Linked DNA regions of Homo sapiens: regions 2, 3 and 4 are each linked to region 1. The links are chromatin loops, found by intact Hi-C in ENCODE. Cell type or tissue: GM12878. All regions are shown on one strand.

Region 1 (8,000 bases):
AGCTGGTATGTAAGCTCAAGACAAAGTCCCCTTTACTCTTCTCTCTGCTTTTCTTGGGCACAAGGGGTCTCTCCTTGTAGGCATCACAACAGTAAATGTGCTGAGTCACACCTGAAGCCAGTACATCTCAGAGTCTCATTAAAGGCCCGTTGCATGTGTTAATACCTGGTAATACTACCTGGTTACTGCTGCTGATTATTTAGGGCTAATAACTCTTTAGTTAGCAGGTGATGAATCCTGCCAGGCCTGGGTCCTTCCCTTCAATGCAGCAGGTTCCCTTCTGGCCCAGGGTGGGTCTAGAAATGTTCCCTGGGAGCAGGACCTGAAATGGGGTCCTCAGGACTCTGCCCAGTGCCCTATCTTACCATGGCTGAGCTGGCATCCAAGTTGCAAGACAAAGTCCTTTTTCCTTTTTCCTCTTCTCTCCTCGCGTGGAAGGAAGCTTCTTTTGAAGCTGTGAGCTGCACTGCGTGGAGTTGGGGGAGGGGTGGCATATGCACTCCCTTAGCCTCCCTGGCTGATGTCTCACTAGGTCATCTGCCCCCGCAAGTCCATCGGCTCCAAACCCAGTACAGCACTATGAATTGCATAGGAGTTGTAGTCCTTGTGGTCTAGACAGCCTTTGAAGTTTATTTAGATCTCCAGAGCCCTTTAGCCCATGGTGGTGAGGCTTGCTAAAACTCAAGTTCCAACTGCTGGGCTGGGTGATTTCCGTCTGGCTTGGGTCGGTCTCAATGCTTGCTCCATGGACACCAGCTGAGTTCTGTCCAGTGTTGGCAGCACTGCCTTCCAATGCAGTCCCACGATTGCTGTGCTCTTCCTCCCCCAAATGCAGATTCTCTCTCTGCACCACATGACTGCTGCTGGCAGACTGGCAATTCAAGACTGTCTTTCTTACGCTCTTAAAGTGCCTCTTACAGCGATATAAAGTTAAAACCAGGTACTATGATTGCTCACCTGATTTTTGGTTCTCATGAAGGTGCTTTTTTGGTGTAGATAGTTGTTAAATTTGGTGTTTGTGTGGGGAGGATGGTTGGTGGATGCTTCCATTCAGCATCCACCAATGCCGAATAGATCTTGCTCTGCCCACTTCATATCATAGATTTTAAGGAGGGCTTGTGGAAAATATACAAGTTTTGAGTTGATTCTCCGTAGTTAAAATTACCCAGCTCTATAGGGTGATTATTGTAGGCCTGACCCTAGAAGGCCAAGTGATGATGCTGTAGATGTAAGAAATTGGGAACCAGTATGTTTGAGTACTCACTCTATACAAGGAATTTCCAGCAGTATCTATTTCATATGATCTTTAAAATAACACTGTGAGATAGATATTAGTACTCCTAGTTTTGACTTTACATAAGTAGAAATGGAAACTTGAGAGATTAAGTACTTTCTTGAATTTTATGCAGCTAACAAGAAGGGGAGTTTATAGCTTAACTCTGATTTGAAAACTGGTATCTCCTCAACTGTATCAAGTTACTTGCATGCCCATTGACACTGTGCTTTCTACTTTGCCCATGGTCAATACTCACAGTCTCTTTTTCTCATCCCAGTTTTCTAAATGTAATACTGTTAGGCAGAATGTTCATATAACTCTCATATAAGATATATGGTACTTTGTGATATTTGTAGTCAGCTAAAGATATTTGATTTAGTAGGCAGGTATTTTTCATAGTATGGGACTTTTACCATTCCTTTATTTTGTTATGATTGGGGTTTCTTTCCCTATTTTGATTCATTATTTTTATTTTAAATACCCAGGCTATTCAATACTCTTGGTTCATCAAATTCTTAATAATCTACATTATATGTTAGTTCAAATGTTTTTCAATGAGTGAACATAGTTTTCCAAATAATGTAAAATATCAAGAACAACATGCTGACAGTCTTCCTCTCATCCTCCACCCCTGAAAGAAAACAATGCTTCAGTTCATACATAGGATTGTTTTGTAGGAGATTACTGTTTTATCTGAGAACAAAATAATGAATGAGGAGACAATAAAGGAATGTATCTTTTAATGGCTAACTCCCTTATCAATGCCCGACTCCTCATAGCCTAGAGCATATAAATATACTTAGTTGAATAATTTCTAAGTAAGTTAAGCACTACCATGTACCAAGTGATTGTTCAAGCCACTTGGAAAAGGCAGAAAGAGGTCAAGTGATTTCTAGTGATTGCTTCATAAATAATATGATATCTAGATTGATATTTTAAATTTTAGATTGCTAGAGTATTTGCAATTTTTAATACAATTTATCATGGTCTACTAAGGGGAAAAAGAATAACACTTTTCACTTTAAAGGCATTAGTGCCTTTTCAGAAATATAAATGTCTCATATTTATTATAGTATGGTTTTGATATCCTTCAAAGGAGTTAGGTTGTGCAGGGATTTTCCCAGGATCAAGAAATATAGCTAAAGTGAGTTCTATGTTTTTATTTATTTATTTATTTATTTATTTTTGGGACAGAGTCTCAGCCTGTTGCTAGGCTGGAGTGCAGTGGTGCGATTTGGCTCACTGCATGCTCCGCCTCCTGGGTTCACGACATTCTTCTGCCTCAGTCTCCCGAGTAGCTGGGACTACAGGCGCCTGCCACCACGTTTGGCTAATTTTTTGTATTTTTACTAGAGACCGGGTTTCACTGTGTTAGCTAGAATGGTCTCGATCTGCAGACCTCGTGATCTGCCTGCCTCGGCCTCCCAAAGTGCTGGGATTGCAGGCGTGAGCCACCGCACCCGGCCGGTGAGTTCTAAATAGCCAATGCAGTCATTTGCTTTTCATGGGTCTGATTACTCACTGACCAAACTGAGTCACCCTGATACACTGATAATTTTTGTGGGTTCCAAAATTGTTCCTCTGCTATAAACGTAAACCACTGCAATTACTTTACAACTGAATTCCTTTGGACCCTTAAGGCTAATTAATTTCACTCTGCTTCTCAACTCTGTTGTCCTTGGCTGCCATTCTCAGTTTCTATTTTCTCACAGACTTTAAATATTGCACTGCCTTGCCCTTCCTCTCCTCCTGGCACATCCTCTTCCTTTTCCAACCTTTTCTCCTGAGACTTGTGGAACCTTGTCCTAGTAAACAGATTTCCTTGAATTTTGCTTATACATATAATCCAGAAAATAACTTTTAGGTCTTCTAAATACTTCTAGAATCAGGCCTACTATAATCAGTTAGCCTAATAACTGGTGTCTTGACTTCCTCCACTCCTAGTGAATACTAAATACTAAATTTTAAGCTTTTTACAGCCTTATGTTAATAACATAATTTCGCTAAATAAAAGTCTCCATGGGCTACACAATAATTTCCAAATTCTATGGGATGTGCCATGTTTATCTCCTCTTAAATTCTCTCATTCTACATGCATTGCCTAGTAAAGTCATTTCAGATCATGTTTGCTAACACTGTTTCCTTGCATTAGAATATAATTCTCCACTTTCCTTAATTTGGAAACTCTAACATTATTTAAGAGCCATTGAAAATTTAACCTTCTTCAAGAAGCCTTCTCAATACAACTAATTTGAACCAGACATTCTTTCGTTTGTTCTTTTATTGTATTTGTACTCTTATATATGGTCTGTTTTGTGTTATATTTGAAATATACCTGTATTTATTATCCAACTGGTTGCAAGATTTTTAAAAAAAGGGACTTTCCAAGTCATCTTTGAACTCTTGGAATGACAGTTCAGAGGCTGAATCACAGCAGGTATCAAGGATATTTTGCCTAAGAAAGGGAACAGAGAAACACTGAAAAGCACCCAACAGAGGTTATGGTGAAGACAACCAGTGATATCTAAATACAGGCATAGAGTATGTATAAGACTCCTGGGAACTAGAACTGAGAAGACATTAGAAACACAGCGTTTTCATCTGCTTCTCCCTCAGGGGATGCATGGCCTATCCCATTTCTATCTCATATTCTCTCTGTCAGAGCAGTTCCTCTAAATCTGGTGACACAAATGCCCACACTGTTCTAGGATGGACTGTACATGATCTAGGTCTTTCAGCTTTCATCACTATTGAGCAACTTTCTGTAGTCTCTTAGTTCAAATAGGCCAGCAGGGGATTCATAAAGCTTCCATTTTTGAGCCAGGCCATAATTTGTTATAGGTTACAGGGCAAGCTAAGGATCGGCTTAAGCCAGGTATACCCTAGTCTAAACACTTTGCAAAGACAGGAAGGGGGTGGCAGCCGATAAGGTACAAAACATAAACATTAGTGTTGGAGGGACTGTTGGAGGGACTGACGGTTCCGAAGACTAAAAAATACTTAGCATAGTAGGTCTTCTGTAAATATTTATTGAATTGAATTGATCTAAAACGCTAATATGAACAAGATTTGGTTCAATTCTTACGACAATTAGTTTTTTCTCCTCAAAGAGTATGCTTAGAATAAGATCCTTCATTAAGTACTTATCCACTCCAAGCTAATTACACTATTTAATCAGCTTCTATTTATAAAATCAATTTGTTCACACAGTTTTGTGATTGCATACTAAATACATGTAGATTTGTGAACAACAGTTCTTTAAAATGGCACATAATTTGATGTTTTAAGCTCTATATTTTAAAAATGCAATTTTTGTCTAGAATTTTCTTCTGAAGATCATTGTTGGGTTGAAAAATATGAACACAAAAGGTCTTTTACTGCTTCCTGTTATCTGAGTGTTGGTTATATTATACTTTTGTGCTTAGATTTAGAGAAATATTATGGGATTTCCACACCCAGAGAAGCTTTGCTGTCAGGAAAAGAAAAGTAATAATAATAATATGATATAATATAATATAATAATAAGAGTACTTGTATTTCCAAATCAGTTGTGAAGGTTGGGTAAAATAATATTTGTCTGAAACATAGGAGGTATTCAACAAAGGGCATTATTTTCAAACACATAGCTATCAGATCAGTTTCCCTAAACTACTGCTTTCTTCGTTTTTCTCTCTCGAGGTCCTCTTCTGGTTCTCATGTTTTCTAATTGATTTCTTGCTAAATCCTCCATTTAAGTTGTTCCATCCCCCTTATTTTATCCTTCCAAGACATTCCAGTCTACTTCTGTGGCTTTGCTGTTTATTTTCTTTTCCCCGCTAATTTCTTAACTTTTATAAATTCTTTACTTGTTCAAAAGTTAGTTCAAATCCTACCATTTTCAGGAGAGATAGTCCTGAAATTTGAAATCAAGTCCTTGGATTTGAATCCTTACTTACAGGCTATGTGACCTTGAACAAGTTGTGTAATCTCATTTTACACATCTGTGAAATGGGGATAAGAAATTTGTTACTATAGAATCTCTTACAAGCACCCTTGTCCACAGGGATATTTCTCTTTCTGATTAATTTCACTTTGTCTGTACATGTAATGGAACAGACCTTATTTTCTTTTTCTTGAAAAACATGGTACTTTATGTTCTTCTTTTCTTGTCTTTATGCTGGTCCTGTCTCTTATGAAAACTTTGGCTCTATATTTTTAAAGAACATATTTAGATAGAAATGTTCTGCATTTTTAAAAGACTAGATTTTAAGAGTCGTAGTTACCAGTGGCCAGGTGACTGTTATATAGTGGTTAATGAGGCTTAATTAAATTGCAGGACTTAGAAAATTGTTCCCATTCTGTGATCAAGTATCCTTAAGGCAGTCATGACCCCAGAAAGGCATTATTCTGTTTCAGGGCAAGTCCACCTTGCATAACTGCTATGCTCTCCTCTTTCAGTTTGGTTTCAGGAAAACACTGGGAGGAAAGAGACCAAAAGGAGCCTTTGCTCCCACGGTTGTAGCATGCATTATTTGCCTGGACAATTAGGGTCTAAGTGCTGTCATTAGAGAAATTAAAGGCCGCTATAATCCTTCTAGTTTAGGCATCTGCTGCCTCTGGGAGTGGTGAGGCAGGCTGCTGAAGACAGTGGTGTTGCAGGCTTCTAAGTGTCTTTTGAGACAGGGAGACCATGACCGCTTTATTTAAGTAATAGCAACTGGAACAAAGACAATTTAGGCTGCAGAGAACACCATGAAAGTGTGTGCATTACTGTGGATATGAAATCTTGATGTTTATCACAGAGTTGTTGTTCTGTTACAGTTAATGATTCTTTCATAGGAATAAAGAGTTTTTTTTTCTTTTTCAGAGTAGAATATTGATTGTCCTATATCCCATTTTCTTGAAGAGATTCTGGCTTCTAATATATGTTCCTAAAAAAAAATTTATCGTCTAGTAGTGATGTCTTCATGTTTCACCCAGCTGTCTCATAGGCATGACTAAGCATCTATTTCATCACCTGGCTCTGGATGCCTCCTCTCTTTACCATTTGTGAAAGGCATTTGCTGATTCCTTTTGATATACCTGAAGTATTGATGCTAGAGAAATCACTTCCAATATAACAGCATCGTTTGCAGATTTTCACTTCTGTGCTGCCTCAAGATTATGGTCAGTGAGCGAAAGGAAAGAAACATTGGCTAAGCAGTCAGGCAGGGGCTTCCCTTGACCACCCTCTACTCCACTTATTGTGGATCCTTTTCCAGGTGTTATTAATATTTGGGGCTACTTGTTCCCATGATCTCTTCACTCATCCCTCTGCCCAGCTTTAAGAGCAGGTAGACAAGAGGTAGATCACAGTATAAAACTATTTGTGCTTAAGATTTAGTTGAGTAAATTATATAATCTACGTAAAGATAAGCATTTCCAAATTCTGACCTCCAGAACATATAAGAACTGGAGTTTAAACTGACACTGTACTTAGAGCTAAAGACCTAGTGTGCGAGTGGGTTTGAATACCCTTCCTGCTGAGGCTGAACTCTGGAGTAGCTGGGTGGCCTTGACTGCTGCTGCAGTTTTGAAATTGTAACCGTATTTAACCTAGTGTAGGTCCACAGTGCAGTGAAATCGTTTAGGATGAGAATGAGGCAGTTGCTTGAATGCCGTATTTTCTATTTTCTGATTGTGAAAGTTTATCTTTCTTTTGTTTGAGAAAGAGTCTTACTCTCTCGCCCAGGCTGGAGTGTAGTGAGATCTCTGCTCACTGCAATGTCTCCTGGGCTCAAGCGATCCTCCCACCTCAGCCTTCCAAATAGCTGGGACTACAGGTGTATGCCACTACACCCAGCTAATTTTTGTGTTTTTTGTAAAGACAGGGTTTCACCCTGTTGCCCAGGCTGGTCTCGAACTCCTGGGCTCGAGAGATTCGCCCACCTCGGCCTCCCAAAGTGCTAGGATTACAGGGATGAGTCATCGTGCGTGGCCTGAAAGTATATCTTTCTTTGTAACATATAGGTGGTTTCCTAGATATCTTTTGAATGATAGCCTGTTAGCTGACCACAAATGTTAAACTCTAATGAATTCATGTTATCCAAAGTTGTCTTAAAAACAGTGAAGTGAGAAAAAAATTAGAAAAATCATTTCATAAAAATTATGACAAATGTTCTGGGCCAGAGAAAATATTTGGACTTCAGATATATGGCAACTGGGTTATAAATTTTTTTTCTGGCTTTAATCCATGTACACATAGTTAAGAAAATAAAATTAATTTCAGAGCCAACCTTTGAATTTAAAATTTATCTTCTCCTTAGCCTTATCTTCGCCTCATCCAAATTATAACAAAACTTTATACTACTTTAAGTAGTAGAATGTTCAAATGGTTGGTAAACAAGACTCTGGATTATATGAAAACAGAAGGAAGAAAAGGTGAAATATATTTAAAGGTTAAATTCTTGGAATAACTCTCTTTTGATTTGGCAATTCTGATGTAATGAGTACCAAAAATGAGTCTGATTCAGGTACTCTGAAAATTAATTTTCAAGAAAACTGGATTGAGAGCATATTATACACTTTAATGCTACTTAATTAATATTTGCCTCATATTGTGCTGTTATTGCAGTTATATAGCCCATGACACTGATCATAATAATGATAATAATAAATAATAATAATGGGTCCTTCAATAAATATTTACTGAACACTTATTATTTTCTAGATAGTGTTCTAGGTGTTAGGAATACAGCAGTAAAGA
Region 2 (8,000 bases), 95 kb before region 1:
GAAAGTGAGCTTATGTGGCAGCAGATTGAGTTCTCCAGAAATCAGTCACCAAGACTGAGATTAGCATGTAGGAAGTTTACTGTGGCAAGAAGGGAAAGGATGCAGGATTGAGCTGGAAGAGAAGTCAAGTGGCAAAGCAGGCCCTGTGATAGCCTCTGCAGACTCCATGGAGAAACTTGGAACTAAAGATGCTCTGTCAGTGTGGCTCTGCATGGGGTTGAAATGACCCAGCCTCCATGTATCAGTCATTGGATGTAGACCTTCTTGAGAAGGGCATTGACCTAGACAAGGAGGCTCTTCGCAGCTGTGCCTGACCCTGAAGGACCTGACAGCTGAAAAAGCTGGGGCAAAAAGGCCTTCCTTGGCTCCAGCCTGACAGTGTCTACTACATTGGTTAATGTTGCAGGTCCACATAGCAGATTCTAGTCTATGAGGCAGGTTAGCTGAAAAATGAACCTCCTCCATGAGTCCTGGAAGGCTCACCAAGAGTTATTTTATTTTATTTTTTTGAGAAACACATGTTTACCAGTTTATGAGTCAGTACTACTATTTTTTGAAAATGTTTGCTACACAAATACACAAACAGTCCACATATCTGATCAACTTTCTTCTAGAACTACAGCCAAAGGAAGATTAGTCTGTAAACATGTGATCACTGGTATGCTTGGCTCGACTTCCTGCAGTGTATTCTCTGATAATACAGAAGTAGTGATACTGTATGGAAGTTTTAGATAATTTTCCTGTCAGTTTACATTTTAATCATATAATAACAGAAAATTATAAAGACAATTGGGAATGAAACCACCTTTGCAAAAATTATAACTGAGGAAATTACAGCAGGAAACTGTCAAACAGAGAAATTTGACATGGCTGACTCCATCTTGTCTGTAGCTCACATGTTGGCTATCTTTGCTCATTCCTGGGCGTGGGCAGAGCTAACTTTGGAAGAAATTAAGTTTATAGTTTAAACAATAGCCCTTCCCCCAAATTAAACTGTTCTTGTAAAACTATTGAAAGGCTACCAAGTTAGGATGAGAGGAGCTTGAATTCTAAATAATTACCAGCCATTATTCTGGAAGTCATAAGATTTGCAACTTCCCCAATTACTCTTGAAGATAACGTGACTATTGTAGAACCTAAAATTGGCCTTTGAGATGTCTTTTCAGGTTTTTGCATTTCTGACAATGGGATGTCCCCACTGGGACCTGACAACCAGTCCTGTGGCCCCCACCCAGGAGCTGAGTCAGCATAAAAGGACAGCTTCAACTCCCTATCAGTTCATCTCTAAGCCAACCAATCTGTGCTCTTGAGTCACTGGCCTGCTACCCACCAAATTATCCTTAAAAACTCCAGTTCCCGAATTCTCTGGGAGACTGATTTGAGTAATAATAAAACTCCAGTCTCTCACACAGCCAGCTCTTCATGAATTAAACTCTTTCTCTATTGCAAGTCCCTTGTCTTGATAAATTGGCCCTGTCTAGGCAGTAGGCAAGGAGAACCCATTGGGCGGTTTCAGGAACATAGAGCAGTGGACAAAAATAGGATGCTTAAAGCCAATGTAAATATTCATGGTAATAAGGAAAGTTTAGAGCAATCTGACCCTGGCATTGGCACTGGCAACAAAGAAGGTGGGAGCACCACGACAAACACAGCTAGAAAATGCACAGAAAAACCAAATTAAAAGAGATTAGATTAAGAGAGATATATAGGAGATGTTTGTTTAAAATATGGAGCTTGCGATTGAGGAGATGTAAATGAATCTACAACATGATGCCTCTTGTAGCCATTATCTTTGCAATGATATTAAAAAAAACCAGACACATTTCAAAGGAGAAAAATCACAAGAAATCTTGCAGCAAAATAGAAGAACATTGTAGATAGAGACAATGCTATCAAAAGCACAGTTCCTACGCAAAGGAAAAATTGCTTGTTGGTCTTTTCAAGGTTAAATAAACTAGAGGTCTTGCTTCTTGCTATGAAGCTTTGAAAAGCTTACTTTGAATGCAGACTCTATCTTAGGAAAAAGGAGGAGGGAAAGAAAAATGCCCTCATAGGAAGGTATATTTTGAATTGACTGAATATTTCTGTGAGAGAGTGTTTTAAGCAAGAAAATGTGAATTAGGTTTAATCAGCAAATTTAAATGCACGTTGCTCTTCCTCCATCAGTGAAATTGGGTCTCATAAAGTGGTTTAATTTAATTATAGAAAATAAAGAACATGGCCTTATTGAACTCTTCTGTGAAGACCATATTAATTTTTTCATGTTACAAATGTATTATTTATCTTATTGAAAAAGAATGATTCTTTTTTTTTTTTTTTTTGAGATGGAGTTTCGTTCTTGTGGCCCAGGCCTGAGTGCAATGGTGCGATCTCAGTTCACCGCAACCTCCGCCTCCTGGGTTCAAGCAATTCTCCTGCCTCAGCCTCCCCAGTAGCTGGGATTACAGGCATGCACCACCACGCCCGGCTAATTTTTTATTTTTAGTAGAGACGGGGTTTCTCCATGTTGGTCAGGCTGGTCTTGAACTCCCGACCTCAGGTGATCTGCCTGCCTCGGCCTTCCAAAGTGCTGGGATTACAGGAGTGAGCCACTGCACCTGTCCGAAAAAGAATGATTCTTAAATGAGTTTAGCATATATTTTTTATGTGATGAAAATTGTATTTACAATAAAATAAAGAACATCAGCCATCTTTATACACTGGAAAAATGATTTAATAAATCTTTCCTTTGAAAGTAAAACACATTGTATCATTGATCATAAGAAACCAGAGATTTTACTCCTCTATAAACTGGTACAGGTTAAATTTATCCACCAGCAAATACCTAAAACTATTTTTCACTCATCAACACTTTTGGCAACATTCTGACAATTATTATTCTGACACAGTTGTTAAAGTTAAAAAAAAAAACAAACCCGAAACCATTGCCATTATAACCCCATACTTAGGTGAATCTCAGTTCTCAAAATATGACACTCATACCCAGAAGGGAAATTGATTAAGTATAAAACCTGATGTATGTTTCAGCAGCCGCAGCAATCATTCATTTTACTGAACTTTCTCAAATTGTTAGTGGTTAGTTTCATTAGTGGTATCATTAGTGCAATAGCTTCTCACCTGTTGATCAGTGAAGGACATAGGAAATTTTTGTTCTTTTATCTGATGGCAAGATATTTTAAACCTTTATATCTTAAGAGAAATTTGGTTATGTCAGGTAGAGGATGGCAAAATTTACACATATTTTAAAGATAAAAAGAACATTAAATTAATTTCCAACTTGTCCAGTTTTTAAGTTAAACTTCTGGACTTAGTAGTATGCTCTCCAGTCTCAACTGTTAGTTGTATTTTGACAGGGAAGTTTGAGAAACAGCGATGTGGTTGCATGGGAGACAAAATTTCATCTTTATCTCCTAAGAGTTTTTGTCTGGGCCTGAGAATTAAATTGACGTAAGACATAAGCAGGAGAAAAACATACATAATTATGTGTTTTACATGACATGGGAGCCCTCATAAGGAAATGAATACCCAAAGAAGTGGCAAAACCTAAATGCTTATATAGTAGGTTGAACAAAGACTAAACTGTGTGGGAAGGCTAAAGGAAGATGAAATCTTGAACGAGGTCTGGCTGTACAGAATTCTCTTGGCCTCAACTCATCCTTGATAAGAATGTTACTTTCCTTCTGGTATAGGGAGGCCATCTTTCACATAGCAATTTCATCTTCTGCTCTTTAGAGAAAGAAGAAGGTCAGAGTTCTTCTTGTATCTGCTTCTTTTCAAGTGCCTCGAGCTCAAAAGAATCCTTATGCCAAGGTGGTATATTTTGTGGTGGCATATTCTGCCACCTCTCATTCTCAAATGGGATCTAGGAGAAATTTTTAAGCAGGGCAGCAGAGTTGTTTTGGGGACTATTAATTTGATGGTCATGAGGTTGTGCTGTGAAATATGGTAACCACTAGCCATACATGGCTATTTAAATTAAAATTCATTAAAACGACATGAAATTAAAAATTGAGTTACTTGGTTACTATAGCCATATTTCGTGTAATATGGCTTCATATTACACAAATAGCTTCATAGCTAGATGTGGTGACTGCATTGGATAGCATTTCCATCATCACAGGAAGTTCTAATGGACAACACTAATATAGAGGGTCAATTGGAGGGAGGAGAAACTAGTAACTAGTAGAAGGAAAAACAATGAAGAATTTATTAATGTAGGCCAGGCCCAGTGGCTGATGCCAATAATCCCAGCACTTTGGGAGGCCGAAACGGGCAGATCACTTGAGGTCAAGAATTTGAGACCAGCCTGGCCAATATGACGAAACCCGTCTCTACTAAAAATACAAAAATTAGCCAGGTGTGGTAGCTCCCGCATGCCTGTAGTCCCAGCTACTCGGGAGGCTGATGTGGGAGAATCGCTTGAACCTGGGAGGCAGAGGTTGTGGTGAGCTGAGATCTGGCCACTGCACTCCAGCCTGGGTGACAGAGCAAGACTCCATCTCAAAAAAAAAAAAAAAAAAAAAAAGTGAATTTATTAATGGCAGAGAGTATTCTTGAGACAAACATTTACACGCCATTATGCTTTTTTTCTTTTTCTTTTGTTTTGTTTTTGTTTTTGTTTTTGTTGTGAGACAGAGTCTCGCTCTGTCGCCAGGCTGGAGTGCAGTGGCGATCTTGGCTCACTGCAGCCTCCAACTCCCGGGTTCAAGCGATTCTCCTGCCTCAGCCTCCCGAGTAGCTGGAATTACAGGTGTGTGCCACCACGCCCAGCTAATTTTTGTATTTTTAATAGAGACGGATTTTCACCATGTTGGCCAGGATGGTCTTGATCTCCTGACCTCGTGATCTGCCTGCCTCGGCCTCCCAAAGTGCTGGGATTACAGGCGTGAGCCACCGTGCCTGGCCTGCTTTTTATTTTTGAGACAGAGTCTTGCTCTGTCACCCAAGTTGGAGTGCAGTGGTGTGATCTTCGCTCACTGCAGCCTCTGCCTCCCGGGTTCAAGTGATTCTCTTGCTTCAGCCTCCTGAGTAGTGGGGATTACAGGCATGTGCCACCACGCCCAGCTTATTTTTTGTATTTTTTTGGTAGAGATGGAGTTTCTCCATGTTGTCCAGGCTGGTCTAAACTCCTGGCCTCAAGTGATCCAGCCGCCTTGGCCTCCCAAAGTGCTGGGATTACAGGTGTGAACCACTGCGCCCGGCCACTGTTAGCCTTTTTTTACTCAATTCCTTTTGCATGTTGTTTTTTTCCTTTTTAACAATCATAGTTTGTAAGGAAGAAAAAAAATGAGAAAGCAATTTACTAAAAAATATTGTAGTTTAGACTTTAAAACATATTTTGTTATAATTACAGAATGTCAGTGGTAGAAATGACCTTCCGTGTCTTCGTGTCTAACCACCCACTTGACTGAATCCACTTTAATTAGTCATTCAGTTTATGGTTGAACACCCTAGGAGGTGAGAGCCCATGGTTTCCTGAGATACAAGATTTTACCTTGGTAGACTGTCTAGGTCGAGTCTGTTCTAAAGTGACGGATCCAGTCTTCTTGAAAGCTCAGAGCAAGAAGTCATGAGTACTGGCTGCCAGTCAGGGAAGAAACGGAGCCAGAGTCCGAAGGAACCCTGCTTTTTGGTCCAAGGTTCCAACCCTAAGAACACAGGCAGTCTCTGTCCTCTCTGTTTTCAACCTCACCTTTAAACAGAAAAAAAAGAGCATGGGCAAGGACTCACAGGCTAAAACTGATATGGGTTAATACGCTTTGAAATATTTAAAGTGCTGTACACGTAGAAGTTTTTATTATTACACAGCCATGGGGAATTGTAGTGACAAAATGAAGTCCAGGAAAGCTGACATTATGGTAGTGGAAACCCTTAGGGAGCTTAAGGTTATTGTTTCAGCAGGGCTGGCTTATAAAAGAAACTTGTTAAAGAATAAGACATAAGGTTATATGGGGTTATCAGAACATGTGTACATAAAGATGAATATATTCCTGGCCTAGGGGCTCAGAAAAAGGCACCTCCTTAAATATACGTCTTATTACTGGCTCAGGTGAGAACTTGAAAAATCCAGGTATATAATGCATTATAAAAAGTCTTGAGACAAGTAGACTTGGAGAATGAAACACTGCTATAAAACAAAATCCTAACATTTCTATTCAGCTTTCCATAAAGGGAAAAAGAACAAAAAGTTCATTTTCCACAGGTAAAGGCAATGACTAAGCTGACAGAATTTGTATTTTAATGAATAAAAATTTACCGAGGTGCTTGATTATATTATCCCATAAAAAATTTAGAAACAAATGTCTACAAATCCTGAACTTTGCTCTCTTTTTGTTGAGATGAAGGGAAGAAAAACTGCTGGTTTTCAAATTGGGACTAACACTGTGACAAAAAAAGGTATATGAAATTAAAGTACATTGTTAGAATTTGCCTATGCAGTTTGCTTTGGTTTTTGAAACTGTCCTCATTTATGAAACAATAATAATATATGTATAATCTCCTGGGTGCAGTGAAGACATTAAAATAAAGTAGAATTGCAGGTGATTTCCTTCAAATGTTTAAAATCTTTCTCTTATGAAAAAGGGACTGGTCTTCCAAAGCCCTCGCTCTTTATCTAACAAGCTGCTCTATGTCTACTGTTAGACACTCACTTTTCTTGACCTCAGGTTTCTCATCCATAAAATTCAGGATTTGGCTAGGTAAGCTCTGAAATGCCAATTTCACAGCAATAACTGTTTAATCCTTTACGAAGTCCATTTACTTATCTTTATTTTTCAGATCATAGTTAATTTTTACAAAATTCTGTTAGATATTATTCTTACACCATTTTACAGGTCTGACTTTGAGAGTGGGCAAGTCACATATTCTATTTCACAGCTTGTGCAGGAGACAAAGCCAGGACTTGGTTCACGCCCACGACACCACTGACCGTGTGCTTTCTCAGCACCGAATCACCTGTGTATCACCTGTGTGGCAAGACCTATGATTAACGAAAACAAATTTCTCAACCTGTTAGCGGTCACAGAGCATAGCTGGAGAAAGTAGCTCTCAAATACTATTTTTCATGTCTTTTATTTCTTAAAGGGCCACAGTAAGGCAAAATAAAGGCAAATTTTCTGTTTCAAATGGTAGTAATGATGTGAGTAGCTCAGCCGAGCTTGTCTAAAAATCCTTTGATCATTCAACTTTGTGTGCCATCAGTTTGCTTTTATTAAACTCTTTTTTTTTAATTTTGAGATAATTGTAGATGTACAGGCAGTTGTAAGAAATAATACACAGAAATTCCATGTACCCTTCATCCAGTTTCCTCTATTGTAATTCCTACATTACTGTGATACAAAAGCACAAACAAGAAACTGATGTGGAGACGACCCATTCACATTCAGATTTTACCAGCTTTCCATGCACTTACTTGTGGGTGTGTGTGTATTTTGTCTATGTATTTTGCCCTATGCAATTTATGACCTGGGTACATTCATGTGACGACCACCACAGTCAAGATACAGAAGAATTCCATTGCAAGGAACCCTCATGCTATCCTTGCATAGCCACCTAACTTCAATTCTTGGCAGCCACTAATTTGCTTTCCATTATTTTGTCATGTCAAGAATGTAATACAAATGGGATTATATAGTATGTAACCTTTTAAGATGGACTTTTAGATGGGCTTTTTCTTCACTCAGCATAATTTTCTTGAGATCTATCTAAGTTGATTAGTGTATCAATTCCTTTCCATTACTGCGTAGTAGTCTATGGCTTGATGAACCACAATCTGTTTAACTGCTCATGCATGGAAAGACATTTGGATGGCTTCCAGTTTTTGTCTATTATGAACAAAGCTGCTATGAATATTCATGTACAGGGTTTGTGTGAACGTAAATGTTCATTTCTCTGGGATAAATGTCCAAGAGTGCAATTTGTGGTTCATATGGTAAGTGCATCTTTAGTTTTGTAAGAGACTGCCATACTCTTTTCCAGGATGATTGTATCATTTTACAGTC
Region 3 (8,000 bases), 76 kb before region 1:
ACAAATACAATAAATCACAATTCTTATCTAGAAAATATGCAAAACAAAAAAAACCCAATGGGGTGACATCTTTAACTTGCTGGAAGAAAAAAAAAAAGAAACTATTAGCCATAGTGATGTGAACTGCAGTAATCAGAATGGCTAGCTTTGTTTTGAGTTCAGTGGTGGCACTCCTCTGTAGGCCAGGGCTGACAGTAGAAGATATTATAGAAGTGGGATCATGAAGAGTAAAGAGCATGAAATAATCCTGAAATAACGGAAGTCAGGTCGTGCACTTAACTATCAGAAGCAAGGTGAATACAATTGTTGTAACAATCAAAGGTCAGAGTGGAAGCCAAGCATGTCTGACCCAGAGTGAGCTGTGGAGATAGAGTATGATGTTCCCAAGGGCAAAACAGATGGGTAGTCAACAATGGTATTTTACAATCTATACAACCAAAAGAAATCAAGTATTAATGATTAGGAAGCTAAGAGCAGCCACTGCAATTTAATGTCATAATCTTTTGTTCAGTTGACAGACCTGAGCCAGTTCTTAGATCCAGAACCCATTGACTGAAAGGAGGTCAAATTCTTAGGAAGAAGTATCCTGCAATATAGCACATATAAGGAGTAACACTTTCATCATTCCTTACTCAAAGGGACCTATGACCATTTACTTGGATAATCATATATTTTGGAAAGGGGAGTACTCAAATATTTTGTTAATTGTTGGAAATAGGGTCTAAGCTGACATTGTTCCCTGGGGACTCAAAACATCATCCTGTCTGCTTGTTACAGTAGGACTGTGTGTGTATGTGAGGGTTAGGCAGAATAATGGCCCCTTAAAGCTGTCCTAGTGTCTAGAACCTATGAATATGTTAGTTTACATCCTAACATATGTTAGGTCACATATCCTTTTTCTACAAGGATAACGTCCAACTGAAAGTAGAGGAGACGAGGATTTCCAAGATGTGACTGTGTCTTTGCAAACCAACCCTAACAATGACTCCTTGTTTATTGTCAAGCATTGATTCTGCTGGAGGTGGCTCCTGTCGGCATTGGGTTCTTTCAGGGATACCTCTTTGGAAAGCTTATGACAATGGCAGTTCTAAAGAGTCCTGCTATTTTTCATCTTATCAAGCAGCTGACAGTTGTCTCTGCCATATTTGGGCAGAGCTCTCCACCACACTTGGGCAGAGCTCTCCACCGCACTTTGGCAGAACTATCTGAGTAGCTCATCACTTCTCTCATATTACTTGGCAAAGCCCCTGCTGATTCCATTAGAAGTTTTGATGCATCACAGCTCAGTAAGTAACATGTTTCTAAAGATCCAGGGATTGCATTAAGGGAACAGGCCTTTTGATATCTTTACTGAATTTTTATTCACTCAGATCTACTTTTCTCTTATGTTCCCTAAGAAGTTCTAATGAAAGTGTCAATCAGAGATGTGCTACACAATATGACAGTGTTAGCCACATATGGCTATTTATGTTTGAATTATTTGAAATAAAATAAAAATTTGTTTACTCAGTTGGCACTAGTCACATTTCACATGCTCAGTAGTCACAAGTATGTAGTCATTATCATATTTGATGGTGCAGATATGGAACATTTCCATCATTGGAGAAAGCACTATTGGACAGCATTATTAGAGCTTGTGGGCCTCTCTAGTAAGTATCTAGTTGACTGGTTAGATGTCTTAAATTCTTCATTACATGTATTTTCCTTCCCCATCACAAGAGGGCAATGAGTGGTATACACAAAGAGAACTTCAATAGACACTCTAGTTTCCCCAAATTTCCCAGGAATAGGTTTAATAATTACTCTGGGTTATAAATTGAGACAGCAACAATACAGTTACAAAGTTTTTACACTATGGCATCCATTAATTTTTTTTTTTTTTTTTTTTTTTTGATATGGAGTCTCACTCTGTCACCCAGGCTGGACTGCAGTGGTGCGATCTTGGCTCATAGCAACCTCCGCCTTCCGGGTTCAAGTGATTCTTCTACCTCAGTCTACCGAGTAGCTGGGACTACAGGTGCTGCCACCACGCCAGGCTAATATTTGTATTTTTAGTAGAGACTGAGTTTCACCATGTTGGCCAGGCTGGTCTCGAATTCCTGACCTCTTGTAATCCACCTGCCTCTGCCTCCCAAAGTGCTGGGATTACAGGGCCATTAAAAATTAATAGTTAGCATTTTTTTGCTCATAAACTATATGCCAGATACTTGACATGCAGTATTTTTCATGGCATCATGAATTGGATAGTATCCCCATTTTGCAAACAAGGCAACTAAGGCTCAGAAAGTAAGAATAGACTCCCCAAGATCATATACATTCTAAGTGGCTCTTTCTAATTCTGAAGACCATGCTTTAGGTCACACTGTGCTGTAATGACTTAGTTGTAGAAAAGCAATGGGCAATAAATGTCATTTGGTTAACATAACCTGAAATTCTACTGCAGGCGATTTCTATTTCTCTGTCATTTCTCCTGTTTTGATACTTCATGTTTTCTTTCCTCAATGTCTTGGAAAGTACTTCCAGAAGGCAAAATTTATACAGATTTTAATCTTTGTGGGATGAAGCACTCATTTATTTATAGTCTTACAGAATGTTATCGATACTTTTTTTCTGTTCCATGTAGTATTGTTTTTTTTCCCCCTTTCAGTTTAAAATACAGGCATGCACTTAAATATTTCTAATAACATGTGGTAAGGGCTGGGTCTCTGCAGATCTAAGATCCTCCTGTACCAAAATACAGATCAATGTGATGGCTTGTGATAATAAGGCTGCTCCTCACTCCCAGAGGAATTGTCAAATCCTTGTGTTTGTTGAAGCTTTGTGTTCCAACTTAACTATCCCTGACAATCTGTTTCTTACCTGTTTTAAGATGCTGCAGAATTCTTTAAAAACAAGATGGATTTTGTTTCTAATAACCATAATTATTTTTAAAAAGTGCCTTTGTGATGAGTTGCCTATCATGTGCCTGGTGAACTGAACTTTAAATGACCTTTTTGCCCTTATTATTGCAGCCGTTGCCTTCCAATTTTATATATAAAATATGAAGGAAAGGGAATTTAAAATAGAATTTATTGAGGTACACACAGCTTCAGCAGCTGCTGTTACAAGGGTATCATCAAATACCAACACTGACAAAAACCCATGGGGTCTATTTTCCAATTCAATCTTGAAGGAAATTTACAATAGTGAGTGTCTATGGCAGTTGAGGTTGGGTAAGATTTAGATGACTCATTTCCCTTATCTAATGAATTCAGGCCCTGCAAACTTTGCAAAAGCTTTAAACTGACAAAGCACCAAGAGAGTTGATGTGAAATTGAAAGACAGCTGGCATGGACTCAGAGCCTCTTGAGTTTAGCTCAGAAAGCTGCAAACCTGTACAGCTGCACAACTGTCAGGATAAAGATTCCAGCATAAAGATAGTCAAAATATTGCTACAGATGAAGAACTTTATGTCTAAAGCCTCTATTCCACAAAGAAGAGTCATTTTAAATAAAGAATGCACATGGCATTTTTACATTTATCTTCATTTTGCTAAGATAAAATAGATGAGAATGTTTCAATCTCCAACAACTTAGGTTAAAAAATTCAATTAAATATGAAAAATAGTTTTAAAATTTTTAAATGATCAAATCATTTTCCTGGAAGTAAAACAACTTTGATGTGGTTTTCCTTTTCAGGCTGTCTCTTTCCGATTCCTCGGTTTTGACAAGTCATAAGGATAATATAACACTTTGTTTTATTATGTGGTGAGAAACTCTTCAGAATGTTTCTGGGTAAGAGCACACTTAAATCATTAGGTGGGGAAACAAAGCTTGCTAGGTTTGGTGTTTTCAGGCAATAAATGATATCATCAATTATAATTTGTATACCCTTTTTTTAAGCAGAAACAAAACCCAAGTCAAATGGCATTTATGGCACAATTGACATTTTACTTATGGGAAGATAACTCAACATTAAAGGTATAGTTCGCTGAACAGTGATTACAAGGCTTATTGTATTAATGAGAACTAAAAAGTTCGACTACATATTCAAAGGATCCCCATGGCCTTTTATATTGCCCATCACAAAATCCTTTTCAAGCAATTTAAATTGTATCATGATTGGCTATTGGTATTTGAGAAATGGCATTAAACTCAGGCAAATAGTGAAATTCCACTGTATAGAATGGTATCTGTAAAATAAAATATAAATGCAAAACTGAAAAAATAGGAGATAAAATCACATGATTTTTACAATGACAGTATGTTGTTTAAAATGCAGAAAAAAATATGCATGAGTAGTTCCAAATCTTTATTTTATTCTAGGTGTTTTATGTCTTCTTAGACTGTTAGATCTAAAAAACTCCCTTTTCAATCCTACTATGTATAATGAGACTAAATCATAAACTATGTTTAATGCATTTTAAATTCATATGCAACTTGTCAGCACCTCCATTTAAAAATGATTTTACTTTTCATAATTTTATGACCACTTGGCTATAATATAAAATGCTAAATATATCAGTGTATGAAAACAAATTGAACTTGTAGACTGTGGACTCCTGTACATTACTCAAGATTTAGGTGAAACGCATGTAAAGCTTTTTCTGGCCTTGACTAGAAAGAAGAGGAGAGCCAAAAAACAAAGAGGAGAGTCAGTCTCTTCTTCTTTGTTTTTTCATTTCTGTACTAAAATTTACTATAGTACTTTTCATTTATTTTATTTTTATTTTTTAATTTCTTTTTGAGACACAATTTTGGTCTGTCGCCCAGGTTAGAGTATAGTGTTGTGATCACGGCTCACTGCAGCCTTGACCTCCCAGCCACGTGATCCTCCCACCTTAGCCTCCCAAGTAGCTAGGACTACAGGCATGCCACCACACCCTGCTAATTAATTTTTATTTTTGTAGAGATGGGATCTTACTATGTTGCCCAGGCTGATCTTGAACTCCTGGGCTCAAGTGATCCTCTTACCTTGGCCCCTAAAGTGCTGGGATTACATGTGTGGGACACTTTGCCTGGCCTACTATAGTACTTTTTAAAGTGTTTTGAAATTACTGTATATGTGCCTTCTTCCCTGTAAGAATGAATGACCCTGTTGACATCATAAATGAGGTCTTATTCTTCTCTTTAGATCCAGCAATTCAATGATGGCATCAAAGACTGGTTCTTTCACCTTTTGCTCTGCCATCCACCCTTATATCATCCTGAGGTTGGTTCTTGTAGTCATAGGATCATTGCCCATTTCCTATAGCATTTAAGCTGTATTTATTCTCACTTAAGCCTTCTGGGAGAGAAAGAGAGTGTTTTTCTACAATCATGGAACAATAGTACTTCTGTTCAGTCTGATGTACAATTGACCCTTGAACAACACAGGTTCGAACTGCTTGAATTCATTTATACTTGAATTTCCTCCCCAGTCTGCCACCTCTGAGACAGCAAGACAGATCCCTTCCCTTTCTATTTTCCCATCAGCCTACTCAACATGAAGATGATGAGGACGAAGAGCTTTATGATGATCCACTTACACTTAATGTGTAGTAGATGTATTTTTTCTTCTCTATGATTTTTAAAAATAACAGTTTCTTAGTATTATTGGCAAGGCTTCTGGTCAGCAGTAGACTGTTAGCAGTTATGTTTTTGGGAAGACAAAAGTACTATGCAGATTTCTGTCTGTGTGTAGGGTTGATGCTTCTAACTTCCATGTTGTTTCAGGGTCAACTGTAATAGTTTAGGTCCAACTCTGGACCAGTAACTGTCACCAGGAGAATGTCCTGTGCTGATTGGCCTAGGTCACAGTTCCTTAATCAATCTTGGGCAAGGGAGACATATTGTATTTGCTTAGACTCATCAGGGCCCTTCTCTGCAGATGGAATCAGTTCCTCAAGCTGCAATGAAACTTTATTGAAAAGGTGGTGAAATAGATGTTGGCCCTCACCTGTAATGTCTACTACGTAGAATTTTAGTATGCAGTATTTCTCAGGCTTATTGGGTTGAGCATGAACATTTATAGAAATTCTTCAAAGGAGCTTTTTGTTCTTAGGGTAGATAGCTTAGGAAATGCTGACCTGTAAGATTAAGTTAAAATTCCTTATTATAGCATAAAAAGCATTTTTGATATGGCCCTGAGTCTAGCTACTAGTTCTGTAGTCACTTCAAAGTCATGCTCTAGCAATAGCACATTTATTGCCTTTCCTATATCTCTCCATGTTTCCTACTATTTCAAGGCCTTTATTATTTGTTTTCTTGGTTGGCAAGTCTTTTCCACTCTGATTACCTTTTCATCTTTCAAAGTCAATCAAACATCCATCTCCTAAGAAGCCGTTCCTTCTATATACTATTTCAGCATCATGTACGTAATTCTTTTATTGCTTCCCATATAAAATTACAATTATATATTACAAGGCTTCTAAATTTTGAGTGACTGGAAGGGGGGGAGCACCTATGTCTTATTCATCTTTCCAGCCCCAGAATTTGGCAGAAGATTATTGTTAAATGTCTGCTCCATTGAATGGTGCCTTTAGTATGTTTTTGAAAATATTAGATCAGTACTACATTTTTATACTTTTATTCATGCCCAGAAGTATTAAATGTTTTAGTAATTAACTGCAAAATCTTTATCTTGTGGCTTGAATAGTAGTTCCTAAATCAACCTCAGAATCTGAGCTGTACAATTTTTCAAATTTATTTTTTCTGCCTAATTCATGCTGCCTAATTTCCAAGCTCAAAATCATAAATTAGATGTAGACTTTCTGATCAGGTAGTATTTGCAAAAGTTTAGCTAAAATAGGCAAAATTGAGAATGAATTTTTATAAGAAATGTCTGCACAGTTGAAGTATCATTATTATTATTATTTTGGTAGGATAGGGGTCCCACTATTTTGCCCAGGCTGATTTTGGACTCCTGGGCTCAAGTGATCCTCCCGCCTTGGCCTCAAAAAGAGCTGGGATTACAGGCATAATTCACTGTGCTCAGCCCAGATTACAGCTTTAAATCCTTCTTGGGATCACACATCCAAGAGTCCTGAACATATTTTCATAGAAAACAGTCCACGGTCCTAGAGCCTGTATTGTAATACAGTGTAAGGTGAGACAATGTCAAGGCATGATTTCAAAATGTAAGTTTTGAACTTTTATTCTTAAAGTGCACAAATATCTGTTTCTTTAGATTATAAAAGTTCAAAAGTACATTCAGGAGCTACTTAAAATATTCATGCTAACTTGCAAATATAGGAGAATCTGCAGGTCACTGTTTTTTTTTCTTGTTTTTAGTTTTTTATTTAATTTTAAATAGAGATGAGGTCTCACCATGTTGCCCAGGTTGGTCTTGAACTCCTGAGCTCAAGTGTTCCTTTTGCCTCTGCCTCCCAAAGTGCTAGGATTACAGGCCAGGCATGAGCCACTGCGCCCGGTCAGTAACTGTTTTTTAGTGTGTCAAAAACTTTTACTTAGGTTAATTGTAGTTTTAATAAACATTTTAAAAAGTTCACCAGGCCTTTTATATAAAGTCATTGCTAAGTGAAATGCAAGTTTTAAAAACTTTCTCTCCAAAAATACGTAGAGTATGTATTATACTGTGATATGAGCTTACTTAAAGAGGATGTTTATTTATTTATTTATTTATTTATTTATTTACTTACTTATGCAACCCAACATCCATTTCTCCTTCTCCTCTTAAACACTTCTCAATTTCTCTTTCTCACATTACAAGCAACCTTGGTCAAAGGGTTCTCAACTCTTCTAGGTGAGTAACCAAGGTAGGCTAATCAGATTTTTCCTAGACTTAATTTAGATGGAAAAGCAGTTAAAGTGGATTTACCCAATGATAGTGTCCAGGCAGAATGCCCATTAGTTCTTGCTACCTAGATTGCTAGAGATATTCTGCTCCTGTCCTTTCTGGCTATTTTATTCTTTGAGCTCCACCATATTCTTCCTGTAAATTCTCTTTCTGCTTAAGTTAGGTAGAGTCAGTTTCTGTTAGGTACAAAGAACCCTGACTATTACGGTAGTCAAGGTCATTTT
Region 4 (8,000 bases), 73 kb after region 1:
TTAACATTGGAAACGAACTTAAGCAGTGAGGAGAACTTAGAAACTGTCTAGTGCAACTTTCACCCAATGGACGGATCTCTTCCCAGATTTTCTGATAGTCATTTAACATCTTCATGGAAAATTCAAGGGAAGGAGCTATTTTAGGAGTCCTTCTTTCTTTTGTGGCATGGCTCTGCCTAATTCATCTATTAGCCCTAGTTTGCCTTTTAGAGAAATAGAGAGTAAAAATACCCACCCTTTGTTGAGTGTAAACTATGTTCCATATAATGTACTATACACCTTAGAGATATCATTGTTAATTTTTACAATAGTGCTATAGAATTGATAATCTTAGCTCTATTTTGTAGATTTAAAAAGTTGAGGCATTGAAGGCCAGTGATCTTTTCTGATATCATACAGTTAATATGTTTAAAAATGGTGAGATATTCTTACCAGTAATAGCCCTTTAAAATATCTGAAAATATGTGTTAGTTTTCTGTAAGCTCTCTTTTCTACAGCAAGCAATTTCTTTAGCTATTCCTTATATGGTATGAGGACTGTATGTATTTCCTCTCTGCCATCCTTCCATGAATATTTAAAAATTTCTTAATATTGCTCTTAAGTATAGCACCCAGGGATGAATACTCTTTTCCAGATAGATATTGCCTATCCTGATTTAGATATTACTCTATTATTCAGCCTAAGACAATTTTTCTGCAGCTGTGTAGCAAAATATTGACTGATGTTCAACTAGAGATCAACTAAAGCCTCTAGTTCTCCCCTTCCCCCCCTCAATAAAAATGCTGTCATGCCTGGCCTCTCCTGTCTTGTACACATGCAGGGCATTTGTTTGTCTTTTAATTATAGCATGTGTGTTAATTTTATTTCATGGGTTTCATCTTGGTGTTCTGCCTTGTCAAGATCATTGTGAATCTAAATTCTGTCATCTGACATATTAGCTCTGCCTTTCAACTTAGTGTTATTTGTGAATTTGATAACCATGCTTTCTATATCTCCATCCAGGATGTTGACAAAAGTATTAAACAGGAAAGGGTAAAGATACAATCCAGCAGCCTGATACAAGTGACATTATAGTTAATAATGCTCCACCTGAATGAGTAATGGCCTTGCATTAAAAAACTACAGCTTTGTTTGTATAGTATTTAATAGTTTCAAAGCCTTCTAGTTATCATATAATACATTATTATGATCTAATCCACTCTGATTGGGTGGATAGAGAAATTAGATTTTAAGGGTAGCAATAAGGGCCGGCTGTGTTCTGAGATTTTGGGAGCACTACAGAGTCTGTCTCTTCCCCAAGTTCCTCCTCATTCAGTTCATTGCCATGATGAATTTAAAGGAACTTTATTCTTGTGGTTTAAGTAAAATGTGAGTTTTGAATACTCTTAAAGTGCCATACTTTTGGGAAACCCCTTTGGGTCCCCTCCCATTGTATGCGAGCTCTGTTTTCACTTATTAAATCTTGCAGCTGCACACTTTTCTGGTCCGTGTTTGTTCCTGCTCGAGCTGAGCTTTCACTCACTGTCCACCACTGCTGTTTGCCGCCGTCGCATACCCGCCATTGACTTCCACCCCTCCGGATCTGGCAGGGTGTCTGCTGCATTTCTGATCCAGCGAGGCACCCATTGCCGCTTCCGTTTGGGCTAGAGGCTTGCCATTGTTCCTGCACGGCTAAGTGCAGGAATTTGTCCTAATCAAGCTGAACACTAGTCACTGGGTTCCACGGTTCTCTTCTGTGACCCACGGCTTCTAATAGAGCTATAACATTAACCGCATGGACCAAGGTTCCATTCCTTGGATTCCGTGAGGCCAAGAACCCCAGATCAGAGAACAAAAGGCTTGCTTCCATCTTGGGAGTGGCCGCCACCATCTTGTGAGCTCTAAGAACAAAGACCCACCTGTAACATTTGGTGGCAACCGTATGGTGATTCTCCAAAGCGGTGAGTAATATTGGACCACTTTGGCTTGCTATTCTGTCCTATCCTTCCTTAGAGTTGGAGGAAAATACTGGGCACCTGTTGGCCAGTTAAAAACGATTAGTGTGGCTGCCGGACTTAAGACTCAGGTGTGAGGCTTCCTGGGGAAAGGCTTTCTAACAACCCCCAACCCTTCTGGGTTGAGAGCATTGGTCTGCCTGGAAGCAGCTTCCACTTTCACAGTTTCCTGGGGGAAGCCAAGGGCTGACTAGAGGCAGAAAGCTGTTGTCCCGAACTCCTGGCATTGGCTGGTTGAGATCATGGCGCAGCCAGAAGTCTCTACTCATCAGTTGCCCATGTGTGCACCCCTACCTCTCCTTCTGACCCATACCTCCTGGGTCCTGACCACAACTTTCTTGAAAGTGTAGCCCCCAAGTTCTCCTTACCTCTGATTCTACTTTCTCTGATCCCTGACTCCTAGATACTAATGCTTCAGACTTTCACTTCCTCTCCTAAGTATTAGAGCAAGTGGTATCTTCAAAGGGATCCAAGGAAGCTCTATGTGGTGTCCTTAGGCAACTAGGCTATGAACCCAGGGAGTCTTGTCCCTGGTGCCCCTCCCAATTTAGGTATATAGCTCTTGACATGGACAGTTATGTGGGACCCATTCCTCACCACCCTTGCCAGGGCCCCAAGTTCTATTCTGAGCTGTGGCCCCAAGTTTGTAAATGGCTATGAGGATTGCTCTCCCATTGTGTAAGATGCTCTCCTCCCCCAATTGCTACCCTGCTTACCCCTCTGCAATACAATCTCCAAGCCTTGGCTTCTTGGCCAGGACCTTAGAACTGATAACCCAGTACTTTAACAAACGGAACTAGGTCTATGACAACATGATAGATCAGGATGAAAGTGAATTGAGTAAATTAAAGGGAGATGCATATTCCTATAGTGGCAAATGGGGGCAATGAGCGAACATCCTTCTGCTGTGTTCCCAAAATCCATCTACAAAAAGAGAGAGAGGAAAGAGAGAAAGAAAAGAGGGAAAAAGGGAAAAGAGAGAGGGGAAAGAGAGAGAGAAAAAGAGAGAGAGGAAAGAAAGAGGAAAAGAGGGAGTCAAAGAAAGAGGAGAGAGAGGGGAGAGAGAGGGGAAAGAGAGAGAGAGGAAAGAGAGAGAGGGGAAAGAGAAAGGCAGAGACAGAAAGAGAGAGATAAAAGTAGTAAAGAAAAAAACAGTGCACCCTATTCCTTTAAAAGCCAGGGTAAATTTAAAACCTACAATTGATAATTGAACATCTTCTCTGTGACCCTGTAACACTCCAATACCACCTTGTTGTCAGTATAAACAAGGGCATAGCCCAAAAGCACTGAGGACACTGACAATCAGTAGCCTTCCTATCAAAAATCCTTAACCCAGTAACCCACGGATGGCCCAAATGCATTTAATCTGTAGAGGCAACTGCTTTGCTAGCAGAAGAAAGTAGAAAAATAACTTTTAGAGGAAACCTCATTGTGAGCACACCTCAGAACTATCCTAAGTAAAAAAAGCAGAAAGGTAGCTTACTAACTCAAAAATCTTAAAGTATGGGGCTATTCCGTTAGAAAAAGATGACTTAACATTAACCACTGAAAATTTCCTTAACCTGGCAGATTTCCTAACAGGGGATTTAAATCTTAACTACCATACAAAAGTCCGACCAGACCTAGGAGAAACTCCCTTCAGGACAGGATGATAGATGGTTCCTCCTGGGTGATTGAAAAAAAAAACAAAAAACCACAATGGGTATTCAGTAACTGATAGGGAAACTCTTATAGAAGCAGTTAGGAAAATTGCCTAATAATTGGTCTGTTCAAAGGTACAAGCTGTTTGCACTCAGCCAAGCCTTAAAATACTTACAGAATCAAGAAACTCTATCTCAATCCTGACTCAAAAGGTTACCTACACCCCCTCTGAAACAAATTTGCATAAGAATTGTTGTTTATGGGAATGCATCTTGATGGGGCAGCTGGGTTGTTATGAAATACTCAGGAACCCAGCCCAGCTCTAGAACTCACCCCTGAGCACAAAGGCAATGTTAGGCATGGTGGTAAAGGACCACTAGAATCCAGCAGCCCAGACCCCTTTCTTTGTGGTCAAGAAAGGCGGGAAAACAGGTGTAGGACTGCTACATCGGTGAGCGTAACTAATCCGATAAGCAGAGGTCCATGGGTGGTTATGCACCCTGGAAAGGAATAAGCATTAGGACCATCAAGGATGCTCTATGACTAATGCTCATTGGAAAATGACTAGGGCTGCTGGCATCCATATGTTCTTTTTTCAGATGGGAAACGTTCCCCGCAAGGAAAAACTCCACTAAGATGTATTCTGGAGAATTTGGCCCAGTCAGAGTGTATGTACCTTTTACCCTGTCAGACTTGAAGCAAACTAAAATAGACCTAGGTAAATTCTCAGATAACTCTGATGACTATATTGGTGTTTTACAAGGGTTAGGACAATCCTTTGATCTGACATGGAGAGATACAATGTTACTGCTAGATCAGACACTAACCCCAAATGAGAGAAGTGCCACCATAACTGTAGCCCAAGAGTTTGGCGATCTCTGGTATCTCAGTCAGGTCAATAATAGGATGACAACAGAAGAAGGAGAGCAATTCCTCACAAGCCAGCAGGCAGTTCCTAGTGTAGACTCTCACTGCGACACAGAATCAGAACATGGATATTGGTGCCACAGACATTTGCTAACTTGCGTGCTAGAAGGACTAAGGAAAACTAGGAAGAAGCCTATAAATTATTCAATGATGTCCACTGTAACACAGGGAAAGGAAGAAAATCCTACTGCTTTTCTGGAGAGACTAAGGGAGGCATTGAGGAAGCGTATCTCTCTGTCACCTGACTCTACTGAAGGTCAACTAATCTTAAAGGATAAGTTTATCACTCAGTCAGTTGCAGACATTAGAAAAAACTTCAAAAGTCCACCTTAGGCCCGCAGCAAAACTTAGAAACCCTATTGAACTTGGCAACCTTGGTTTTATATAATAGAGATCAGGAGGAGCAGGCAGAACGGGACAAATGGGATAAAAGAAAAAAGGCCACCGCTTTAGTCATGGCCCTCAGGCAAGTGGACTTTGGAGGCTCTGGAAAAGGGAAAGGCTGGGCAAATCAAACGCTTAATAGGGCTTGCTTCCAGTGCGGTCTACAAGGACACTTTAAAAAAGATTGTCTGAATAGAAATAAGCCGCCCCCTCGTCCATGCCCCTTATGTTAAGGGAATCACTGGAAGGCCCACTGCCCCAGGGGACGAAGGTCCTCTGAGTCAGAAGCCACTAACTAGATGATCCAGCAGCAGGACTGAGGGTGCCCGGGGCAAGCGCCAGCCCATGCCATCACCCTCACAGAGCCCCGGGTATGCTTGACCATTGAGGGCCAAGACGCTAACTGTCTCCTGGACACTGGCGCAGCCTTCTCAGTCTTACTCTCTTGTTCCAGACAACTGTCCTCCAGATCTGTCACTATCCGAGGGGTCCTAGGACAGGCAGTCATTAGATACTTCTCCCAGCCACTACTTGTGACTGGGGAACTTTACTCTTTTCTTATGCCTTTCTAATTATGCCTGAAAGCCCCACTCCTTTGTTAGGGAGAGACATCCTAGCAAAACCAGGGGCCATTATACACTAGAATTAGGAGAAGGAAAAAGGGTAAATATATATACAGACTCTAAGTATGCTTACCTAGTCCTCCATGCCCACGCAGCAATATGGAGAGAAAGGGAATTCCTAACTTCTGAGGGAACTCCTATCAAACATCAGGAAGCCATTAAGAGATTGTTATTGGCTGTACAGAAACCTGAAGAGATGGGGTCATCAGAAAGGAAAACAAAGGGAAATAGAAGGGAACCGGCAAGTGGATATTGAAGCCAAAAGAGCCACAAGGCGGGACCCTCTGTTAGAAAAGCTTATAGAAAGACCCCTAGTATGGGGTAATCCCCTCCAGGAAACCAAGCCCCAGTACTCAGCCGAAGAAATAGAATGGGGACCCTCACAAGGACATAGTTTCCTCCCCTCAGGATGGCTAGCCACCAAAGAAGGAAAAATACTTTTGCCTGCAGCTAACCAGTGGAAATTACTTAAAATCCTTCACCAAACCTTTTACTCAGACATTGATAGCACCCATCAGATGGTCAAATCATTTACTGGGCCAAGCCTTTGCAAAACTATCAAGGGCCTGTGAAGTGTGCCAAAGAAATAATCCCCTACACTTCAGGCCATACATTTCAATCCCTGTATCTTTAACCTCCTTGTTAAGTTTGTCTCTTCCAGAATCAAACTGTAAAACTACAAATCGTTCTTCAAATGGAGCCCCAGATGCAGCCCATGACTAAGATCTACCGTGGACTGCTGGACTGGCCTGCTAGCCCATGCTCCAATGTTCATGACATCGAAGGCACCTCTCCAGAGGAAATCTCAACTGCATGACCCCTATTACACCCCAATTCAGCAGGAAGCAGTTAGAGCGGTCGTCAGGCAACCTCCCCAACAGTACTTGGGTTTTCCTGTTGAGAAGGGGAACTGAGAGACAGGACTAGCTGGATTTCCTAGGTCGACTAAGAATTCCTAAGCCTAGCTGGGGAAGGTGACAGCACCTACCTTTAAACATGGGGCTTGTAACTCAGCTCACACCTGACCAATCAGGTAGTAAAGAGGGCTCACTAAAATACCAGTTAGACTAAAAGCAGGAGGTAAAGAAATAGTCAAATCATGTATCGCCTGAGAGCACAGGGGGAGGGACAATGATCGGGATATAAACCCAAGCATTTGAACTGGCGGTGGAAACCCCCTTTGGGTCTCCTCCCATTGTATGGGAGCTCTGTTTTCACTCTATGAAATCTTGCAGCTGCCAAAAAAAAAAAAAAAAAAAGCCATACTTTTGTGTTTTTTCACTATAGCATTTATCACTATATAATGTATCTTATTATCTTGTTTATATTTTGTCACACTAGAATGTAAGCTCCATAAAGCAGGAATTTTTTCCCCTGTTTTTCTCACTGCTATTTCCATAGTAGATGTTTGTGGTAAATACTAAAAAAATATGAATACATAATTGAAAAGCTTAATTCTTAATTAAGATTGAAATCCTGCATGGTAAATTTTTATCAAGTTGGCTCCATCAAGGCATGAATGTCTGTGAACCAAATGTGAGCTCTCTGCTACTGATGTCTGCCTTCCTCCCTTGTGTTCTGTGTTAACCTCTGATGCAGGTTGTAGGAAGCTGGTAATACCTCCACGTTCTCCAAGTTTTCTTACACTTTCTCCATATGGCTGAGGTCTTCAGATTGCTCTCCATTCTAGACCCAATTTAAGTTTTTATTCCAATGGCCATTCTTGCCCTTCAGCTTTTCTGAAATGAAAAACACTTTGCCTTGAGATAGAAGTCCCAGATGCTGAATGCACACCTGCAGTTCCCATTATTGCTTATGTAGATTCTTCACTGCTCAGACTCCTTAATAGGAACTTGCACCTCTTTCACTTGGTATCTCAATGTGCTGTATGACTGTTGCTTCACTGCAGATCCATTAAGCTCTCAGGCCAAAATGAAGCACTAGGCTCATTTAACTGATGAAGCCCTTGTTCCTCTCATTTCTATCTCATATTCTTCTGCAATGATTCTAAGGTATTTCAGACAGGGACAAACAGGGAGGGAACATGAGGTTGCTGATACCTGGAAGATGAGACTCCTAAGAACAAGCATTGCCTACCAGCTGATTTTTTTGCACAGAAGGCCTCCACTTACATGATTAGGAAATAAAATACATACAAAAATACCCAAAGAACTTTTTTCTGCCTTATGTTGGAGAAAGAAGTGACCTAATTATTGTTTTCAACTACATGACGGACTGTGTCCATCTGTTTTTCTCCTCCACCAGGAATAGAACTAGAGGAAACAGGCTTAATCTGTAGCCTGAGCTTTGTAGTTTAAACATAAAGGAGAATTTCCTGACAGTGAGTAGTGGATTATAGAATTTGTTTCTTATAAGATTTAGATTTCCATCTGGCTGGGGTATGTTTGATGCAGTTGTCTCCAAAATTGGT

What was found. A loop is a pair of places that touch in the nucleus more often than their neighbours do. Peaks named below come from ENCODE experiments on the same cell type or tissue, not always from the same donor. Only the 100,000 strongest peaks of a DNase experiment are listed, where the experiment ranks them.
Region 2: a loop joins it to region 1, with 6 times the contacts of the local background. A loop is called at or near these places in 2 of 110 quality-filtered maps.
Region 3: a loop joins it to region 1, with 2.2 times the contacts of the local background. A loop is called at or near these places in 3 of 110 quality-filtered maps.
Region 4: it touches region 1 in a loop (6-fold over the local background); 3 of 110 quality-filtered maps call a loop at or near these places.

What each region holds. Positions count from the first base shown.
Region 1 is chr2:195,406,248-195,414,247 of GRCh38, reverse strand. No RefSeq gene overlaps it. Among named protein-coding and RNA genes, the nearest start is that of LINC01825, 120 kb to the left of the region's middle. RefSeq lists an enhancer at 98-597. In GM12878, no CTCF peak of the experiment used is centred here; DNase peaks (open chromatin) are centred at 2,877, 3,867 and 7,257; H3K27ac peaks cover 1,355 bases.
Region 2 is chr2:195,500,890-195,508,889 of GRCh38, reverse strand. No RefSeq gene overlaps it. Among named protein-coding and RNA genes, the nearest start is that of LINC01825, 28 kb to the left of the region's middle. In GM12878, no CTCF peak of the experiment used is centred here; a DNase peak (open chromatin) is centred at 3,009.
Region 3 is chr2:195,482,458-195,490,457 of GRCh38, reverse strand. No RefSeq gene overlaps it. Among named protein-coding and RNA genes, the nearest start is that of LINC01825, 47 kb to the left of the region's middle. In GM12878, no CTCF peak of the experiment used is centred here; a DNase peak (open chromatin) is centred at 3,283.
Region 4 is chr2:195,333,485-195,341,484 of GRCh38, reverse strand. The region is part of intron 1 of LOC105376755 (a long non-coding RNA gene); the gene reads left to right. Among named protein-coding and RNA genes, the nearest start is that of LINC01825, 200 kb to the left of the region's middle. In GM12878, no CTCF peak of the experiment used is centred here; no DNase peak of the experiment used is centred here.